2 separate regions of the Mus musculus genome follow, and region 1 is linked to region 2. The links are chromatin contacts, found by Hi-C in ENCODE. All regions are on one chromosome and are shown on one strand. Each heading gives the region's core, a stretch centred on a gene start or an enhancer-like site at or near the end of the contact. The rest is flanking DNA. Distances are from core to core; before and after follow the strand shown.

Region 1 (5,540 bases), core at 3,021-5,520, 1.9 Mb before region 2:
ATTGACTTTACCTGGAGATGCAAATTCTATTCAGCCCAGAAACAGCAGACCAAAGAAAGGATCCCTCCACTTCCATCTTGGTGAGCCAATGAATTGTGAATTGTTGACGTTACTTAAGAGCATGGTGAGAGATACCCTAGTTGGCTCTCTACTGCTGAGGTAAACACCAAGGCCAAAAACAACTTGCAGAAGAAAGGGTTGATTTGTCCTGCAGCTCAAAGTCCATCCTGAAGGGAAGATAGGAACGGAAGCCATGGAGGGGTGCTGCTTACTGGCCTTCGGCTACCCTCCATAGACCTCCCAGGATCTAGTAAGGAGCATCACTATCCACAGTGGATTGGGCCTGCCCTTCCACATCAACCATTAATCGAGATAATGCCCCTGCAGGCTAATCCGATGGAGGCATTTTTTAAATTGGGATTCGTCTTCCCAGACACTTCCTTGACACTAGGTTGTCAAGTTGGTAAACCAGTATAGGTGAAGGCCACCTCACCAAGCCTCCCCATCTCCCCCAGTCCTATACAGGGCCTTCTGAGTCTTGTCAGCCCCCTCAACTTCCCTTAACCCTTCCTGCCTCCCTGCAAGTCACAGAAAACAAACCCATTTAATAGTGTTTCCAAACCAAGTGACTGGAACATTCTAAACCTTTGATGGTTTGAATGACAATGGCTCTCATGGGTTCAGATATTTAAAATCCTTGGTCTCTGGTCGGCAAAAATGGTTCTGGGAAGGGGGACTAGGTGTGACCTTGCTGGAAGTGTGTCTGTCACTCTGGGTTTTGAAACCTCAAAAGCCCATGCCAGGCCCACTCTGTGGATCGGATAGATGTAAGCTCTTGGCCACTGAGCCTTCAACATGCCTTCCTCCCTGCTCCCCATCATGCTGGTTATGGGCTCAGCCACTGTAAGCAAGCCCTGACTAATGCTTTCGTTTTAAGTTGCCTTGGTCATGGTGTTTCGGCAATGGAGAAGTAATCAGGACAGAATCCGAGACCAGTTCTGTCAAGCTTACGCACATCGCCTTAGCATTTGGCCTTGCCTCGGATGGATTTGCGGAGTTTGGATTTAGCATGCCAGTCAGTGCCAACTACGGCATGGGCTAAACCTTCTTTCCAGAAATGCAAAACTCAACAGACCAGTTCTTTGGGCTCCAAAGTCCAAACTGGCTCTGTAGGGAAACAAAGCCTGCCCAGACTCCCTGTTCCACTGAACTGTCTTCCTCTGCAGGGGAGTGTCAGCGTGCAAATAACACCAAGCACTGGAAATCTACCAACGTCTGACTTCAGGCCAGACTAAAAAATGCCTAGGCTCATGTATCAAACTTTAGCCCTTTAAATCAACCTCAAGAACTGTAAGGATCACAGGTTGAACTGATTTTGTACATTTCTGTCAATTTTCAACAGTTCTCAGAAGAGCAGTATTTGGAAAGATTCTAAGGATTTCTGGAGCATAGCGAAGGTTGGGTGTAAATGGGGACATATCTTCTATCTTGTTCATCTTGCTCTTCCAGTACCAAGGAAGACTTAAAGAATGAGAAAAAGACTGGGTTTGGTCTTCCCACTTTTGTCCTTTTATCTTCATGATGTTGGTAACCATCTTTCAGGTGTGTCATCTCTTCAGTAAACTAGACTCAATATCAAAACCAGCACTTGAAAACTAGATGTTTGAGTCTGCACTCATCGATACAGGGGGTGACTGCTATGTATTGGCTTGAAGTGATATCACAACTTATTCTAACAAGTGAGTCATATTTGAGACAATCCTCCTGTACAGCCCTGTCTGGGAACCTGTATCTCAGACTGGCCTTGAACTCAGCGTCTTCCTCGGTCTCCCAAGTTCTAGAATTAGGGTTCCAAACCACGCTTGGCTCCAGTGCTTTAAAATTTTGGCTGCTGGGAAAAGCTGTCCTACAGGTATGACAAAGGTCCTCTCCTTGTAAACTCTTAGTACCTGCAACCTGTACAACACAAGACCTGCTTTGTCATGGTCACCCCATGATTTATGGTCACTGGGGAAGGAAGGGACTCACAGGCCCCTTCCACTCACTGGCTCACCAGCCTACACTAGGATGGTCACCTTTCTGATCCTGTCAACAGTGCCCCACAGGGTGAGGCAATATTTGCTCCCACCTTACCTACTCACGCTTACCTATACTTAAGTCACAAGAGCAAACCCTTAGTCCTTGTCAACAGTACTTCTCAATGTGAGCACCTAATGCTAAGACATGGTTCTAAAATAACTTAGTCCCCCCAAAAATGTATTATGAAAGTTTACCTCCTGAAACCGCCCATAACACCATTGCAGTCTGTTCTCCTCAGGTGTCAGTGGGAGCAACCTGCCTCTTTATCAGAGGTACGACAAACCTTTATACATCGTTCAAGATGAGCACCAAGAATTCCAATGTCAATACAACAAACAGTAGAAAATCAAACACTGTCAAGACACAGATTTGTAATATATTCTTTATTTGTCCTTTTTGCTGTCTTCAGAAACCATGGGGGGGGGACCACGTGTTCGGGACAGTGAGACCTAGCTGGCCTCATTCACAGCTGTACCCTCAGTTACTAGCACGTGGTGTAGACGTCATACCAATACTGGGAATGAAATAAATTTCGAGGGGAAATACTGCAAATGAAGAGGAAGACTTGAACTCTGACTCCCCCCCGGGGGTGGAGGGGAAGAACCCAGAGTGAAACCTCCGTAGCATGGGATGTTTTGTGGCTCCTGCTAACAGAATGATGGTTACTGAGTGAGCAGGAAACGGAATGACCAAGGCAAGAATCGCATTTCCAGGGCCCTGGGGTTTGGCTCTCCGCGTTACGTTAACTCACACGACCCTTTCCTTCCTTGAGGCGCCATCACCCAACTCAACAGTTACGGAAAAGAAGAAACCTGATCCCAGGAAAGCTAACAGTCACCCCTAAAAAAAAAAAAAAAAAATCGGTTTTGCTTTTAAGTAAAATCAGGCTGATTCTCAGAATCAGTGCTGGATAAGAGGCTGCCATGCAGCTAAAACTCGAGGGGAGACAGAAACATATTTTGAGACACGGTCTAATGTAGTTCAGAAACGGCCACAAACTCGCTATCTAGCCACGAAAGGCGTTCTACTTCCCAAATGCAGGGATGAGGGGTAACACCACCGCAAGCACCAAGAGAAGATCATTTTAGGAGCTGCTAAACATACACTACTTAAGACCGAGGGCCCCGCTGTTACGCAACACCATCCAGAGCGCAAACTTCGTGACTCACTTCCGTATTGCACAAGTTACTTCATTATAAAGAATATTGAACACAAGTGTGCAATGTGAAGATGGCTGGCATTCAGATCACGAATACGTAACATCTATTAGCTTAAATACTACCATAAATAACTAGCACCCACCAAGGATCCCAAGTTCCTGTCTTTTCCAAATGGCTAGGGTACATATAGCTCAACCTTCCTATGTATGACAAGCGAGGCAACTTCTTGTTCACAGCTCGCAACACCTTCCCTACCACTTTTCCCTAAGACTGGGGAGTTAGGCAAAGCCAATTCCAGAGTAGCCTCTGGGCACTAGGTCCGCTTCTCCTGCCCACGGTGATGCGACGGGGCTCTCCCAATCCACCCGCTGGGTTCCTCCGGCTCGCACATGGCCACACAGGTGGCCTGCGTCACGCTCAAAGTTGGAACTCGTCCCCACCCAACACCCCCTCGGTCCCGCGACTACACAGCTCTCTAGATTACTCGCTTTTCACCGACTTTATTGGCTGCGGACTGTGGCGGGCGGGCTCTGCACCCGTCTGTCGGGTTCACTTGCTCTTCACCTTCTGGCTCTCCGTCTTCTTGGGCAGCAGCACGGCCTGGATATTGGGCAGGACGCCGCCCTGCGCGATGGTCACACGGCCCAGCAGCTTGTTGAGCTCCTCGTCGTTGCGGATGGCCAGCTGCAGGTGACGAGGGATGATGCGCGTCTTCTTGTTGTCCCTCGCCGCGTTGCCCGCCAGCTCCAGGATCTCGGCCGTCAGGTACTCCAGCACCGCCGCCAGGTACACGGGCGCTCCCGCGCCCACGCGCTCCGCGTAGTTGCCCTTCCGCAGCAGCCGGTGAACGCGGCCCACGGGGAACTGCAGGCCCGCGCGCGACGAGCGCGACTTGGCCTTGGCGCGCACCTTACCGCCCTGCTTGCCTCGCCCGGACATGCTCGACCCCGCGCCTGGAACTCCAACACCGGCTCGCTCAGTTCCGGGACGACGCGCGCCACCCCGGAACTGCCTCGCCAAACTGCAGCCGCTGCCGCCCGTGACAGGCAGGTACCGTACCCAATCAGCTCGCGGAAGCAGAGCCCCCGCCCATCCAGATGTCTCCCAATCAAAAGCTCAAATTTCTAGTCCTAATTTACATAGTTCACAGGCATCCTCAAACTTGTTGGGATTGGCTGCCAGGATGTAGTTAACTGGGTGGTTCGAGTCTGCAATCCCAGCACTAGGGTAGCCGATACAAGATTGCCCGGAGCCTAAGGTCAGCTGTAGATATTCCAAGATCCATACCAGCCTAATAAGGAAGGAACGGAGGGAGGGCAGCGAAAACGGGGAGTTAAGCAAAGCCATACTTGGTTCAAATCAGTAATCCTAGCTTTTGGAGGGAGAAAGAGCTGAAGTAGGAGGATTACCAATACAAAGACAGCCTGGGCTACTTTGTGCGTTATAGACCAAGCTAGGAAGTGAGACCTTATCTCAAAAAATAAAAATGATGGTGTTGGCATTTCTTCTAGGCTCCGCCCCACAGTTACCTGGCAGCAGCCAGGTGTGCCTGACCCACTGTAAAAGAAGCTGCTTGCCCCCCCCCACACACACACCCACACTTTTCTCTTGCTTTCTTACTCTCTTAGCCCTCTGTCCCTTCTCTCCCATTCCCCTACCCCTCTCTCCACGTGTTCATGGCCGGCCTCCACCCGCACACCCCCTCGGCCTTTTCTCTCTCTCTCTCTCTCTCTCGCTCTCGCTCTCGCTCTCGCTCTCTCTCTCTCTCTCGCTCTCGCTACTACCCCCTCAACTCACCTCATGCCCTAAATAAACTACTATACCGTCCTGTGGCTGGTACCTCAGCATGGGCCGCACCCCCTCTACCCCCTACGTGCACAATAACGCTCCTCCACCAAACGTCCCCGGCTTTTTTTTTTTTTTTTTAAATAAAATACAACAGTAAGCAGACTATGGTGTTCAGTGCCTATAAACCCAGCTGATGCAGGAGTATGGAGAACTTGAATTGAGCCTGGCCTAAGAGAGAAACTACCTGGAAACAATCAAAAACCGGAAGCCCAGAGAAGAGCACCTCTGTTCCCTCATACCATACTCATGGAAATTAGTCTCCAGTATAGCCAGGGGCGACTTTCAAATCTGACTATCTGACTCCAGGGTCTGTGCTTGTGAGTGCCACAGCAATTCCGGCTCAGCCATAGCTCCTTGGCTGAATTCTGCCCTCCTAGAACGAGCTTTCGTCATCTGCTCCTTGACACACCCACCTGGAGAGCTAGCTGCAAAAGAAGCTTTGTAGGTTTTCTA
Region 2 (5,292 bases), core at 1,123-3,622:
CCAGAGGTGATGGCACACAACCTCTAATCTCAGCACTCAGGAGGCAGAGACAATACAGATCTCTGTGAGTTCGAAGCCAGCGTGGTCTACAGAGCAATTCCCAGAATAGCCCGAGCTGTTTGTTACACAGAGAAACCCTATCTCAAAAAACCAAAAACCAAAACAAAAGCAAAAGATAAAAAGAACTCGAGCCACGGCAGCTCTATTCACACTCCTAATCAAACGTGCACTATGGGTACCTAGTTTTTCTCTTAAGAACATACATGTAAGTATATATTTGCCATTTTTCTACAGTTCAAATGGTTCAAAATAGGCTATTGGCTCAAAACGAACCTCTGGGAAATGGGTTCTCATGAACTGAGACTGGAAAGGAAAACTGTCATTCCCAGCCTAAGTTTTAGTGGGATTCATAAGGATACGACCGTCCCTATCCTTTGGGGCCTTGGTGGCAAGTTCTTGCTTGGGAACCTCATTCTGATTCCACTTTAAGGTAAATATCTTGGGGTGCAAATACTGCATTATAGTCCCCTCAAGTGATTCCAGCCTTCCCCAGTGTTAATTTTTTTGATCAAGGAAAGTAATTCCTCCTGGCAGGCAACTAATCTGCCAGCAGTCCTGGGGTCTGCAGGCCCCCCGGGGAGCGCAGCCCAGATGGGGTGTCAGTTTTGTGTTCTTCCTCATTAACCCACCGGAGCTGTTTACGTCTGGCGTCGAAGGCCGGGCTTCTTGGGCGTCTGCTCCACAGTGCCAGCGTTCGGGGAACCGTCTGAAACATTTTCTTCTGTTCTGTTGGCCCTTTTGTTTTGCGAAGAAGAATCTAAGAGGGGGGCAAGGGGAAATTTTTAAGAGAACACACACAAACCATCTTTATTATCGACAACAATGGCTGACAGAAGTAGGCCCAAGGGATGAACAACCCACTCACTACCTCCACCCACGACCCCTGGACCCGTCATCCCCGGTAGCATCTAAGGACACAAAATAAGGTTGTTCCCACTAACACAAGGAGTATTCTACACCCCACGTCTCTTCCCCACCCCCATCCCCACCCCCACCCCCCCACCCCAGCCAAGGAGGAGGCAGTTGGTAAACATCCGAACTTTTGTCACGTATCTACAGCTGGCTAGAGGGGAGGAACTGTGATGCGTTCGGCTACGGAAGTTATCACATCTTACTATCTCCGGCTTCTGACTTCAAAATCATAAACAGGGCAAGCAGTCGGATAGGGGGTATGTCAAACCTAAGCTTCAAACAAGTTCGATTTCCCAGAGCTAAAGCAGAACACGCTGGAGAAAGCAAGTGAACAGGGTCTAGTAAAGGGGCGCTTACGGAGACAGACAGACAGACAGACATTTTAAGTTTTCCAAAGAGTCACTACCTTCTGCAGCAGGTCGCTTCCTCATCCCTGGACACTGCTCCGCTAACCCAGCCGGATTGTCTGACGAGTCAGGCATTTGGTCCACCAAATGCCGGTCCTCAGAGTTTGCCTGAGACCCAATTAAAGGCACCGCCTGGCGGCTCCCGCTGACATCCTGGCTCTCCTGCGCCAGCACCTTGCAGGCGCTCTTGGGGGGGCGCGGGGGCCTGTAGTAGAACTCGGGCAAGCTGCCCCTCTCCACCTCCTGCCACTCGTATCTGCCCTCCAGGGGCTTATGATTCTGAAAGTCGAAATTCCACTTGCGCTGACTCGCTTCTTCCATATCCCGGCAGTGCTTCTCCAAGTCCCGGGTTAGTTCTTCATGATTGACCGGGCCGAAGAGATTTCTGCAGGCGGAAGGCTTGGGGTGCTCCGCTTGTCTGGCGTCCATCCGCTCCAGGCTCGGGCTCCCGTTAGACACTCTCACGTTTGACATCTTCCTCCTCGGGCGGGTGTGGACCACCGCCTCGCCTCTCTCCGGAAAAAAAAAAATGAAATAAACAACAAAACCGAACAAAAGCGAAACGCCACGGATGGAGCGCAAAACCCTCTTCGAAGTTCTGCGACTGCACACAGACAGTCAAATGGAGCAGAGCCAGGCGAGCGACCGCCCGAGCCGCAGTAGCGCGCAGGTCTGGGGAAGAGAGGCGCAGGGACACCCCAGCCGCCGCGCAGCTCGAGGCTTCAGTGATCAAGTGTACTGGAGGGCGGGGAAGGGAGGGGAGGAGGCAGGAGGAGGTGGCAAACAGTCGGAGCGTAGGCTGGGGCGAGCCCGTGTGTCCCGCGAACGCAGCCCCTCTCCAAACCTTGCCGCCGCGCGAGTCTCGGAGCCGCGAGTGAGTCGGGACAAGGGATGAGGGGGGAAAACACCCCAAAAGCACGAGCCCCCCTCCTTTTTTAGTTGCCCAATATGGCGGTGGAAGGGAGGCTGACGAAGAAGAAGATGATTGACACTGCAAGTCTATTTAAACAGAGGAGGAGCTCCATTGGTCTCGGCGCCGGGAGCCGCTCCGCCCAGGCTGGCGAGCGCGCTCTTAAGGTGGCCCCGGGCGCGGCGCCGCCGCCTCTCCGCGCTCCCGAGCGCGCCGCCTCCCCGTAGCGCCGCCAGGACATTGGCTGGTCGCGTGACTACTCGGAGGTGTACGACTGCCAACAAACCTGCTCTGGCTGGCCCCGGAGAAATTAAAAATAAGACAAACAAACTAGCCAAACGGCCGGAGAGCTGGGGAGGGGCCAGCGCGGCGGCCAGGCAGGGACCCGGGGATCTAGGTCCCGGCGCTGCAGAGCTGCGCTGGCAGGCGCGTCACCGCTCCCGACTGCGACCTCCAGGTCTTTGCCCGCGAAACCTAGGGCCTGGACCAGTGGGCTCCTAGGTCGCTGGCGGCTTATTAGGAGCTTCGGTGGCTAGTTCAGCCCACCTGCATTCGCCGAGGTGGGAATGGAGGAGGGTATGCGAGAGATTCAGGAAACCTTGGCTCAGGGCCTGGGGCAGCCCACCCACCCCCACCCGGCAGGGTGCCTTAGCTGGGGTGCGGAATCGGCCGCTTAGCCTGACCCCAGAAGTCTCTGCTATGTAGGACAGGCCAGGAGGTGGTTTCAAAAAGAAGCCAGGACTGACCGCTCTTATCAGGGTGTTTCTGAATCCAAGCGCTTCCACCGTAGGATCTCGAGATTGAAAACCCCCAGTGCTCTCCCAAGCCTCTCTTTAGAGCCGTCCCAGACAGAAATCAGAAAAAGCCAGTTCTGATTTTCTTGGTTCCTAAGCACAGTGAAAGCCATTGCTATAGCGTGTGGGAACTCGCCTTTATACCCTTATGTTCTTTCCCGGGCGAAGCCGTTCCCTCCACCTGAGTCCAGACGCCAACTACAACAGTGCCTTCCTTCTCTTTTTTCTCCCACCAGCCTGTTGCTTCCAACCTACTCAGTACAATATTCAAATACAAGCAAATACTTTTAGAGAGCTGCAGGTTGTTAAAGGGCGAAAACACTTTCCTAAGGATCTAAGACTAGATTTGCAAGTGATTTATAATACCACCACCACGGTATTACCAACATCTAGTAATGTTGGGTGGGTTTTTTTCAGCTCCTTGGGCAACTTCACATTTCTCTATCACTGCTGAGCACAGTGACAGAAGTTAAAACAGAATAGCCAGGCCTGTCGTATCTCAGAGTTCAGTGAGATTTTAAGGGCTTTGCCCACTAGTATTCCCAAACAGTCTTGGTTTGCGCTAAACACAAAACATGTTACAGGAAATTAAATTTCTGGTTTAGTGTCCCAAAGAAGCATGGTTTTCCTATCTTCCTCTGGTGTAGGTGAGACTGAATATTGACTTGTTTTCTTAGCCACATCTTTGCCAGGATGTGTGTGTGTGTGTGTGTGTGTGTGTGTGCGCGCGCGCGCGCGCACGTGCACGTGTGTGTGTGTGTGTGTGTGTGTGTGTGTGTGTGTGTGTGTGTGCCTTGCCTCCTGCATTCAAAATGTAACAGTCCAGAAAGTTCTTAGATAGGTTTAGCCTCTTTTTACCAATGAGGAAATTGATACTCAGGTTTCCTGTCTGGGGACTTCTATTCAGTTGGTGGCAGAGTCTCCTCATTCTCGGCTGGTTTGGGTTTTGTCTGTTTTCTTCTGGTGGTCTCAGTGTTCCTGATTTTGTCTGGATTTGGATGGGTTGCAGTCTGCAGACTCTACTCTCTTACAAGGATCCAAAAGGTCTCTTTCCAGGCCTTGGATGCCCACAGATGTCTCCTTGATCATCAAGTGCAGCTGTCACAAGCCTTTGGTATCACTATCTACTAGTTCAGCTGAAATACAGATTCCAAAAAGATGGGTGGGGCTCATTGAGTAGGAAAGAAGGCAGCATCCAGGCGTGGACTTCAAATCCAGGCCTTCTGCACTGTTCAGTTGGGACCAAGGTGGGGAGTTGCCTCTTCTGGGGTGCTTTGTTTGCTGTGGTTTTGCACTGTGTTGGTCAGGCTGGCCTTGAACTCCTGGGCTCTGCCTCAGCTTCAGTAGCTAGGATGCTCAGCAAGACAAGAGGATCAGGAATTTGTCATTCTTGACTGCATAGCTGAGTTGGTGGCCAGACTGTGTTACAGGAGATTCTGTATCTGAAAACAAAATTCAGTCACTGGGACTATGGGTCCACCCCACTGTGTTCAGGTTGTCTTGGTTTTTGTAGATTTGGGCTAAGAGATGGCTCAGCAGGTAAAGGTGCCTGCCAAAATGCCTGACATGCTGAGGTCAGTTTTCGGAATCCATATGATAGAGAGCGAGTTGACTCCTCTTGGTAGGTGTACTATGACCTCTGACCTACCTACCTACATACATATATACACACGCTATAATTGAAAAAATATTATTGCAATGTTGTGCATGACATGCACATATGTGGACAAACTCGTCATGGCATGCATGTGTGCTCAGGTCAGGAGACTACGTTGAATCAGGTCCCCCACACACACCTTACATGGGTCCTGCAGGCTGAACTCAGGTTGTCCGACTTGTATGGCAGGTGTCTGACCCATTGAACCCACTCACCAGTCTCCCAGCTGTTGCCCCTCCCCCCATATCTAACATACCTACTTAGTTTACTGAACTTGGGAAGAAAACACAGTAAAATGGGGTGAGCCTTATGTCTCCGGTATATGCCCAGCCTTGACACCAGCACCATAAACATTTTAAATTGCTAGAGATGTCATCACTGTAGAGGTAAAGGAATTCAAAGTCCTTCTCAACTACACAGAGAGTTCACAGCCATCCTGAGCTATGTAAGACCGTGTCTCAAATATTAAACTAAAAGACAATCACTAGGCAGCAAGGAGCTCCTCTGCCTCTTTCTGTGTGAACTATAGCTCTTATGTAAAAATAGAGAAAT

The links. Hi-C counts contacts between places; a loop is a spot of excess contacts on that map.
Region 1: a loop to region 2 is called in a map of T-helper 17 cell, with 7 times the contacts of the local background. The contact joins the promoter of H2aj here to the promoter of Cdkn1b in region 2. A Hi-C loop is called at or near these places in 3 of 37 maps with a recorded cell type or tissue (Patski and T-helper 17 cell).

What each region holds. Positions count from the first base shown.
Region 1 is chr6:136,806,978-136,812,517 of GRCm38, reverse strand. It overlaps H2aj (H2J.A histone), which reads right to left and starts at 4,270. Exons shown (of 1, transcript NM_177688.4): 1 at 2,444-4,270. The coding sequence starts at 4,178. The coding sequence ends at 3,789.
Region 2 is chr6:134,917,481-134,922,772 of GRCm38, reverse strand. Cdkn1b (cyclin-dependent kinase inhibitor 1B) reads right to left here and starts at 2,372. Exons shown (of 3, transcript NM_009875.4): 1 at 1,379-2,372; 2 at 690-817. The coding sequence starts at 1,853. The coding sequence ends at 699.